Linked DNA regions of Homo sapiens: region 2 is linked to region 1. Evidence: chromatin loops called from intact Hi-C (ENCODE). Cell type or tissue: heart right ventricle. All regions are shown on one strand. Each heading gives the region's core, and the rest is flanking DNA. Links, peaks and the distances in the headings are about the cores only.

Region 1 (5,385 bases), core at 167-5,166:
AACTGACGCTTTCTCACCACATTCAATGTGATTACTTATATGACTGGATTAAAAGCTACCATTATCTTGCTTTTTGTCTTCTTTTCTCCCATTTCTTGGGCTACTTAGTAGAGCATTTTTTATATTTCTATTTTATCTCTTCTACTGACTTATTTATACTTCTTTAAAATTTTCTTCTGTAGTTGCACTAGGGTTTATAATATACACCTTTAGTTACCTTGAGTTCATCTTCAAATAATATTTACATCATGTGTAGAGTCAATTCCTCCCTCCCATCTTTTGTTGTCATATATTTTATTTTTACATGTGCTACAGAAACAAAATACAGTTACTATTTTTGCCTTACATAGTCAGATACCTTTTGGAGCAATTAAAAAGAGGGAAAGCACTCGGATCTTGGTTTCTTTCATTCTCCATAAAAATAATGTTCCTTGGAGAAATGCCTGATTCTAGGACTGGGGCAGAAAATACACAAGATAAGCCTAGAATATATTATAGTGCCGGAAAATAAAAAAGCGCCTGCTCCCCCTGAAAAAAAAAAAACCCACAAAAATAAGGATATATCAAAGGGACATAGGAATCAAGTAGATAGCCCTCAAAAGCTGAAGCTAGAACAAAGCAACAGAAAAACGTGGTATTGTATTATAAACCAAAGTATTAAAATAAATGCCCACGAGTCCATATTGATAGAAATAAATGGTTGAATAAATGAGAGAGAAGAGATAAATCTCCCGTGCAGAAGAATTCCAAATAATTTATGTAGATATCCTTCTCTTAAGAAAGTGAAGCCTTAACTCCCCACTCCTTAAAAGTGTGGGCTGAACATGGTAATTTCCTACCCAAAGGCTACAGTATGAAAAGCGGGAGAAAGAGTAACTTCACAGAAAAGAAACCTGGTAAATACCTGTTAAACATCAGCCAGGTGACCAAATGAACATCAGCAATAGTTATGACGATACAGGTTGGTCATCCCAAATCTGAAAATCTGAAATCTGAAATGCTCCAAGATCTAAAACCTGTTGAGCACCAACATGACACTCGCATGTAGTACTCATTGGATCATTTTGGATTTCAGATTTTTGGATTTGGGATGTTCTACTTATTAGTATAAGGGAAATATTCCAAAACTTGAAAAAATCTGAAATCTGGAATACTTCTGGTCCTGAGTATCAGATAAGGGATAATAAATGTAGTAGGCACTCTTGATATGATGTGATGAAAACGGCATCTTAATTCTATGGCCTACCTCAGTCAAACCAACAACCACAGTATAAGCATGAGAAAAACATCAGACAAATCTTAACTAGAGACATTCTATAAAAATACCTGACTAGTACTCCTCAAAACTGTCAAGGTCATTAAAGCAAGGAAAGTCTTAGAAACTCTCACAGTCAAGAGGAGGCTAAAGAGACATGATTGCTAAATATAATGTGGTATCCTGGATTGGATCCTAGAATAGAAAAAGACACAAGGTTAAAAATAAGTAAATCTGAATAAATTGCGAATTTCAGTTAATAATAACGTATCAGTAGTGGTTCAATAGTTGTGACAAATACACCATACTAATGTTAATAGAAAAAATGATGTGTGGGGTGTATGAAAACTTCCTGTACTATGTTTGCAATCTTTCTATAAATCTAAAATTGTTCTAAAAATAAAACGTTTATAAAATGCAGGGAAAACCAGAGTTTACTTATTTTATCTTCATTTATTCCATTTCCACTGTTCATTTCTTTGTGTAGACTCGAGTTTTTGCTGGGATCACAGTCCTGCTGAAGGGCTTCCTTTAACATTTCTTGTAGAGCAGGTCTGCTGGCAATAAATTCCCATGACTTTTGTTTGAGGAAATCTTCATTTCTCAAAGATATTTTTGGTGGGTAGAGAATTTTGGGGTGAGGAATTTTTAAAAAATTTCAGCACATTAAATAATGTTACTCCCTTTTTCTCGCTTGAATAGTTTAGTTTGTGAAGAAAAAAGTATGTTACTAATCCTTATCTTTGTTTTTCTGTAATGTATCTCTAAGATTTTTCTCTTGATCTTTTGCTTTTAGCAGTCTAGGAGTGAGAGTGTGTGTGCGTGCATACATCTGTGTGTGTGTGTGCATGCGTGCATGTGTGTGTTGGCAGTAGTAATTATCCTACTTGGTACTGGTTATTATTTAAAATATTACTCCTAATCTGTTCTCTCTTCTCTTTTTGGAAGTCCAATTATAAATATGTTATACCATTTGATAATGGTGCATAGCTCTTGGATACTTAATTCTGTTTATTTTGTCTTGTTTTCACTCTTCTTTCTCTTTGTATTTCAGCATGGGTAATTCCTACTAATAGACCTACAGGTTTTTCCCTCCTGCTAAGCTATTAGTGCAAGAATCGAGTTAATTTCATTAGAAGCTGGACTGGGTTTGAGCCTTACTGTTGCTCTGGTTACCATCAGGGCACCTACCACAAGCTTCATATCCCTCTGGGGGTGGGGATCTGCATGCCAGGTTTTCCCCTAGTGCCTGCTCCACTCTCAGCTTTAAGTCATCCCCTCTCTTGTTGTGCCTCAGGCTGTGGCCTTCTCAGTCATCCTGCCACTCTCCTGGCATCGCTCCATACCGAGCATGTCTTCCTGTTCCTTCACCACTGGTTGAGATATTTTGCCTTTTCCATTAAACAGGATTTCAACAGTGCCCTAAGAGTGATAATGTTTGTTGTTCGTCTTCTCAGAGATTAAAGCTTTTGTTTCATATTAGAGAAAGAAGACAAAAAGATCCTGGCAAAACTTTTTGCCCCTAGTGTAGTGGCTACTCTTCCCCTCTCCCAGTTGTGTACCACAGCGAGACCTTTTCAGGAGCTTCTGAGCACCCCATGGGATTCACGGAGTAAAAAAGTATACAAGAGAACACAGACTCACCCTGTGTTATACTGCGGCCCCCAGGAGTTTCACACAGTTCTGTCAGTGTACACCTGGCCTCCAGCAATTCACCAATCACCCTAGCTTAACTCTTACCATCTGTGTCTTGTCTAATGCTCAAATGTCAACTCTCCTTACAGTGTCTTTGACTCTGGAGTATCTGGGCCAGTTGGTTGCCGTGAAATCTCAGCACTATAATGAGTTCAAGGAAAACTATGAACTTTCTGTATATCCAAGTTTTTTTAATTGTGAGGCTGGGAGTGACTGTTTCCAGATTTCTGTATAACCAGATAAAAAAGTACTTGTTTTTTGACCTGGACTGTAAGACTTAGAGATTTGGTCCTAGCTCTATTTTGAACTATCTTGGACAAGTAATAACCTTTAACTCAGTTTCCACATCTCTACCTTGCAATGACACAGGCTAATTGAGAATTAAATGAGACAATATACACATGAAGGTGCTATGGAATCTATAAAGCATTATACCAAAGTGGAATTATTATCTAAGCCTGACAGCATCACTTTCACTTAGCAAAAACTCTAATGGTGAGTTTAGCAACTGCTCAGCAGAGAGAACACCTGGCATATCATTTAGTATGGTAGTAGTCAAACAGTTGCTAAACTAAGAAGTTTTAAAACTTGATTATATATTCTAGTTTTTTTTCTACAGGAAGCTAAGGGCGATAAATAGATTCTCCTGTTCTTTACAAACAGACTTAAGACTCAAAAACAAATGAGACTAGAACCCTAAAGCCGTCATCAAGGAGTGGAATAGAGGCTACCTGCATTCTTTATACAGTTAAATAGGTTATTTGAGAAGGAATAAGCAAATAAAATTAATTGGAGAATAACTCACTCAAGTTTGTGTGCTTTCTTCCCTATCCTACAATAGTTCTGTGGTATGCAGAATTTTTTCTTTTTTTTTTCTTGAGACAGAGTCTTGCTCTGTCACCCAGGCTGGAGTGCAGTGGTGTGATCTCGGCTCACTGCAACCTCCACCTCTTGGGTTCAAACGATTCTCCTGCCTCAGCCTCCTGAGTAGCTGGGATTACAGGCACGCGCCACCACGCCCGGCTAATTTTCGTATTTTTAGTAGAGATGGGGTTTCACCATGTTGGCCAGGCTGGTCTTGAACTCCTGACCTCAGGTGATCCGCCCGCCCTGGCATCCCAAAGTGCTGGGATTACAGGTGTGAGCCACTGTACCCTGCCTGGTATGTAGAATTTTCTAACAAATAGTTTAGTGCTTCTCTCACAGAAAAGCATGTTTAATTGATTAATGAAAGTATACAAAGTACAGAGAATAAATAAGTCATGGTTAATGCTTCTAGCCTGGTAAAATTAAAATTAAACATAATAATCTCTCTGTATTTTACTTTTTAAAAACTCATTCGAGGGGTTTCCTCTTTGTTTGAATCCCCCCTCCCTCTGTCTCTGTTGGAGGGAGCTGTTTTCTCCTTCCTTCCTTCCTTCTTTCTTGGCTACTAAATTTCACTCCTTAAAACGACTCAAAAAAAAAAAAAAAAACCTGATTCGAAAGGTGTTACATATTAATGGGGTACATGTGAATATTTGTTACATTCATAGAATGCGTAATGATCCAGGTCAGGGTGTTTGGGGCATCTATTACCTTGAGTATTTATCCTTTCTATTTGTTGGGAACATTTCAAGTCCTCTTTTCTAGCTACTCTGAAATATACTCCATCTGCAATGTTGCTAACTATAGTCACCCTTCTCTCCTATCAAATACAGGGGTATATTTATTGTATCTAAGTGTATGTTTTTACCCACGAATCAACCGCTCTTCATCCCGTCTCCCACCCACACACCCTTCCCAGCCTCTGCTATCATTCTATTCTCTATCTCCACAAGACCAATTTTTTTAGGTCCCACATGAGTGAGACCTTGCAGTATCTATCTTTCTATGCCTGGCTTATTTCACTTAACACAATAACCTCCAGTTCCAACCACGTTCGTATTTAGCTTTAATTTTAAGTAACTGTTAAGCAAATTTCCATAATCTGATTTTTGTGTATTTGAAATAGACTTGTCTCTTCAAATACTAATTTTGAATGGAAATATTTATTAGGAATAGGTGTAGATTCTACGGTGGCACAGAAAATTCCAAAGGAAGCTACAGATTGACTATGTATAAAATATGTGTTTTAAAGAATGAAGTTGAAGAAAGGTTCAACTTACTAGTGGAGGCATCATGCCCTTGCTTGAAGGGGGGATGACAACTCGAAGATCTGGTTTCCTACTGTTCATTCCAAGATTACCACCACCTGGTGGAGGGGGAGACTTTGTAGGCATGACTTTGCCTAAGCTATTTGCACCAGTAGCTCCAATCAAATTTGGAGAAGCTCTTGAGTTTACAAATCCATTCCCTGGGGGGAAAAATATCATTCAATAAAGTGAGAAGAGTTATTAAAATACTTTGGCACAAACAAATCAAGTTTTCCCCAGTCTGAGTTGCAAATAAATTTT
Region 2 (5,385 bases), core at 275-5,274, 50 kb after region 1:
CACCTAATTTATGTTTTAGATGTACAAGTCATTCTGACAGTTAATGCTATTAAACAAAATATTTCAGTATTACTTGCAATTCACGTATTACTAGATATGTGTTACCTCAACAATATCCGAGTTGGTTCTGCTTTCATGAGGTTCATTATATTCTGTATACTTGAGAAGAACTTTGTCCATATCAGTGCTAGCATATTGAAACAGTTTGTTAGAGCTGTTGAAAATGATGAGTGCTATTTCACAGTCACAGAGCACACTAAGTTCATAGGCTTTCTTCATTAATCCAAACTTTCTCTTTGTAAAAGTGACCTAAACAATAAAAAAGGTATATTTTTATTAAAAGCATTAGTAGTACTTGAATATGGGCTATCTGAAGATGAATCTTCTTCTTAATACTGAGCCAGATTTCAAAGATGGAAAAGGTTCCCAGCTTTGTCCTCCATATGAGCCTTCCCTCTCCTGTTGTGCTACAGTCCTACATTTGTTTTGTATATGCCAAGTTCTCCGACAGAGCTGTCTCCTGGGGAAGTATTTCCTTATCCTTGGCTGCCACTCCACTACAGAGGGTGAAGCACCACAGAAGGAACAGTTGATCAGTGTTCCCTTATCATTCAGTTAAAATTGTTACCATCAGAAACCCCAAATCCCAGCCAGGTAATGTAGCATCAGCCAGACTTTGATCCCTAAACAACTAAATACATCCACTAATCTGAAGTATTTCTCCTCCCTCTCAAGCCCTTCTCTATTGTACCCACTGAAATTCACAGTCTGGGATCAGCAAATTCCCCAAAGTCCTCAAATTCTTCTTTAACTGTTTCTTTCTTTAACTGAAACCTGTTACCTGAAATCCTCTCTAACAGAGACCCCCCCAAAAAATTTTTTTATTTACACCCTTTATATTGACTGAAGGCCCTAAAAGAGATGTCTTTTTATGCTCTGTATTCTCTCTTCGACACTACTTTTCTTTCCCTCCCCTTCAAAAACTTCAAATACTCTGAAGCTCATGCCATACAAAAATTATACCACCCAACAACCCTCCTTGGGGTGAGCAAGAGTTACCCTTGATCCCTCTTCTTCTAATACGGGATGGGAAAGGAATGCAAGGGAACTCTCTTTACTTTCTGCTCAATGCTGTTGTGAACCTAAAACTTCTCTAAAACATAAAGTCTGTTTAAAAAACAGTTTTTGAAAGGTCAGTAAGAATATACTTTTGAATAATCTTTGGAATTGTGCAACAACATAAAGTTCAGCAATTTTCCCCATGGATACCTATCATACGATTTTCTTCCTATAAACTTTAACTACTGGCCTAGACTTAAAATCAGTTATTGCAGTAGCTATTAAAGAAGTAGAGGATCTCCAGTATCATGAAAAGCAATTACTACCACTAGAAATTTTTTTCACGGGCATGACTTTAATATCCTCTTTCATTACAGATACAATACGTACATGTAAAAGCAAAACAACAACAAAATTCATTTCACATGTACAATTCAATGATGTTTCTGTATTTTTTCAGTCTATTTCCTATGTAGCATGATAAAATTAAACAGTGGTATAGTAGTTCAATGGTTTTCACTAAATTTAAGCAGAGTATCTGTTTTCTCCCTATAGTAACACCAAATGCATTTAACATCTACTCATCTTAGCATTTAATCACCTTAATCCCTCTTAATTTTATGTAGATCTAATCTCTTTAACAGTCTCAAAACCTTATGTTTTCTCTGTATTTGTCAAGTGCACAAAGCACAATACTCCACGTATTATATGACCGCTCAAATATTCTGTTAGCTAGTAAACTGAATGAAAATAGAGTTGAGAAGGTTCTTTAAATATTCATTTAACAAGAAAATTTAACTAGCCAATACCATCTAGTCTGTTCATGATACATATTTACATGTAAATTGTGTCATATACCCAAATCACCTTTTATGAATCATCTTTGAATACTGGTCTATATTTGATACTTTAAAATTCTCAGCAGGGCACGGTGGCTCACGCCCGTAATCCCAGCACTTTGGGAGGCTGAGGCAGGCGAATCACGAGCTCAGGAGATGGAGACCATCTTGGCTAACACTACGAAACCCCGTCTCTACTAAAAACACAAAAAATTAGCCGGGCGTGGTGGTGGGCGCCTGTAGTCCCACCTACTCGGCAGGCTGAGGCAGGAGAATGGCATGAACACTGGAGGCAGAGCTTGCAGTGAGCCGAGATCGCACCACTGCACTCCAGCCTGGGCGACAGAGCGAGACTCCATCTCAAAAAAAAAAAAAAAAATTCTCAATATAAAACAGAAATTACAAGTAGAAAAACCTCCGCATCTGTTGATGTACTTGTTTTTACAAATACATTTGGGAACAAACAAAAACAAAATAGAATACAATGGAGGAAAGCAATAAGGAAAGGAATGAAAAATACTATCACTTATGACATGAGTATATGCCTAGAAGATTAGATTATAACAAAATATAACAAGTCACAAAGCAAGAAAACAAGCTGTTAAGAGTACATTTTCCCTTGATTTTAGTGTTTTCAGTTCAAAGTAAGTTTTTGGTTGTCATACAGAGATTTTCCTTCTACATACTAGCTTTCTAAGACATCTAAAAGTGAAAAATCAGTAAAAGCCAACTAATTAGTAGAGTGTTAATTAGTATTTTACAATACAGCCACGTTTCAGTTCATAAATTTGACATGAAAGAGGTAACGTAATCTAAAATTAGGCTACAGAATACTAACTACATAATTAAAACTCAAGACTCAACTTTATTATTCTAAGACAATATTTTTAAACTGATTTCAATTACATTAAAATGATGTAAATTCTTTATATTAACTTCAAAAGAAATCACAAAAGTTAGTTTTAAATTCAAAATGGAATAAAGTCATGTTTACTCCTCTCTACTCCTCTAAAAACATGGACACATACATACATACACATACATAATACTAAAAAAGAGACTGGGTTTTCTTCAAGGAAAGTAAGAATCCCTAACTACAAATTTTCATCTGCCAGATTTGGTGAAATTTAGAAGAAAATGAAAGTGGATTCAGAGAATTCACACTGAGTTCTTCACAAAAGTGGCAGTGTCCTCTGAGAGGATCCTCTGATTAGTGCTACAAGATTCACAAGTATCAGAAGCCCATGAAATAAGTGAAGAATCTTGTTCTAAATGTAGAATGCCAGGGAAGGTGAAACCAAAATAAATAAAGAAAATAATTTTATAGGAAAGCTATTTCTGTTAACTCATACTTAATATAATTGCCAAAAACTGTCAGAGATAACAGATCTAAAATGTGAGCTGGTATGGCTCGGAAATGAATGAGAAGAGAAAAAAAATCAAATCATAACAGAGATTTTTAGCACAATAATGAAAATCAAAGAATCAAAACAGAAAACTAAAATGAATAGAAAAAAGTTGTTTGTATTGTTGACAGATAATGAAGATACCAAAAAAGCCCAGAGCATTTAGCAAAGGAAAAATATTTATTAAAAAATAAAATACAGAAAGGCATACAATCTCTCAAAAAAGTGATAAGGAATAATCAAATTCATGGCATATTCAGATTAAGTTACTGAATGTCAAGGTCAAAGAAAGAATACCATGTACACCAAGGAAGGAAGTGAGTGACTTTTAAGAAGGGAAAAAACTCAGTCTGGTGTTAGAATTCTGGCAACATTCAAAGTCAGAAGACCAAATCTCTACGATGTTCTGGGGAAAAGAAATAGGGCCTATACCTAGAACGTTAGACCTAGCCAAGTCAGACTTCAAGTATAAAGACAATAAACATTTTCAAACATAAAAAAACTCAGGAAGTATAACACCTACAAGCCCTTGTTAGGGGCAAAAAAACCAACAAGCATTACTTGCTGAAAAAACAAAAACAAACAAACAAAAAAAACCAGTCATCTGAGTAGAACATAAGTTGAAAAAAGTTCAATGCTGCACGCTCAGCTTCTAAAACAAAGCTACTGTGTGGCAGTGAGGCGGTGCTAAACAAATTTGTTGAATAAATCTGTAAAGGAATAATGAAGAAAAAGTGAGAAACCCCAGAGGGTATGCTGGAAAATGTACGGGGTCAGGGATGTGGAGGCTTGTAGCCTGGAGAAGAAATCGGCCAGTGGGATTATGAGAAGACAAATTTTTTAAGACAGAGTCTCACTCTGTCGCCCAGGCTGGAGTGCAAGTGGCACGATCTCGACTCACTGCAAGCTCCGCCTCCCGAGTTCATGCCGTTCTCCTGCCTCAGCCTCCCGAGTAGCTGGGACTACAGGCACCTGCCACCACGCCTGGCTAATTTTTTGTATTTTTTAGTAGAGACAGGTTTCACCGTGTTAGCCAGGATGGTCTCGATCTCCTGACCTCGTGATCCGCCCGCCTCGGCCTCCCAAAGTGCTGGGATTACAGGTGTGAGCCAACGCGCCCGGCCGAGAAGACAAATTTTTAAAACAGCAGTTTGGGTTCAGCTTGTGCTTCTCACCTCCGCTGCCTGGAACACTCAATGCCTGCTACATCACAAGAGAACTGGCAGCCATGCTGATGCAGACAGACGCCCTCCAGAATGAAACCTGGGCAGTACAAAAGCTCTGCTGGAGATAGGAGTTGAAGACATCAGGTAGAAACTGACTAACCTCTGGCAGGGTGACTTCTCAACCATTCTTACTCAGAACCTCCACGTTTGGTGGATTGCCAGGTAGATGAAATATCTTCTTCCGATGTCCTCTTCCCTGGGGGGCTCTGTGTGGAGCTGCAATCAGAGTTCTTTGCGGACACTATGGCTTTTTCGACGGCTGGGACCCGCTAACCCATTTATATGATCGACTGGGATCACGCAAACTAGTGCAAATACGTGCGAGATCACAGGGAATAAACATCAACTAGACTGGTGGGTTAAGAGATGGATCAAACTAGATAAAAAACCAATATGCAGCCTCTCATACTATCTATAAAAGACATACCTAAAACATAAGGAAACAGTAAGGTTGAAAGATAACACAGAGTTTCAGACCTCCAAGAAAACACTGGCTGGGCGCCGTGGCTCACACTATAATCCCAGCACTTTGGGAGGGCCAGGTGGGAGGATCACTTGAGCTCAGGAGTTCAAGACCAGTCTGGGCAACATGGTGAGACCTCACCTCTGCAAAAAGTACAAAAATTAGCCAGGCATGGTGCGCATACCCATGTTACTCTGGAGGCTGAAGCAGGAGGATTGCTTGAGCACAGGAGGTCAAGGCTGCAGTGAGCCATGATCATGCCAATGCACTCTGGCCTGGGTGACAGAGCAAGACCCTGTCTCAAAAAAAAAAAAAAAGAAAAGAAAGAAAAGAGGGGAGGGGAGAAAGGGAGTGAAGGAGGGAGAGAGGGAGGAAGGAAGGAAAAGAAAAAA

The links. Hi-C counts contacts between places; a loop is a spot of excess contacts. Peaks named below come from ENCODE experiments on the same cell type or tissue, not always from the same donor. Only the 100,000 strongest peaks of a DNase experiment are listed, where the experiment ranks them.
Region 2: it touches region 1 in a loop (6-fold over the local background); 2 of 110 quality-filtered maps call a loop at or near these places.

What each region holds. Positions count from the first base shown.
Region 1 is chr15:99,690,141-99,695,525 of GRCh38, reverse strand. MEF2A (myocyte enhancer factor 2A) reads right to left here. Exons shown (of 12, transcript NM_001319206.4): 8 at 5,098-5,285. Among named protein-coding and RNA genes, the nearest start is that of LYSMD4, 41 kb to the left of the region's middle. In heart right ventricle, for the core only: no CTCF peak of the experiment used is centred there; no DNase peak of the experiment used is centred there; H3K27ac peaks cover 2,351 bases.
Region 2 is chr15:99,640,485-99,645,869 of GRCh38, reverse strand. MEF2A (myocyte enhancer factor 2A) reads right to left here. Exons shown (of 12, transcript NM_001319206.4): 4 at 106-309. Among named protein-coding and RNA genes, the nearest start is that of MEF2A, 77 kb to the right of the region's middle. In heart right ventricle, for the core only: no CTCF peak of the experiment used is centred there; no DNase peak of the experiment used is centred there; H3K27ac peaks cover 1,683 bases.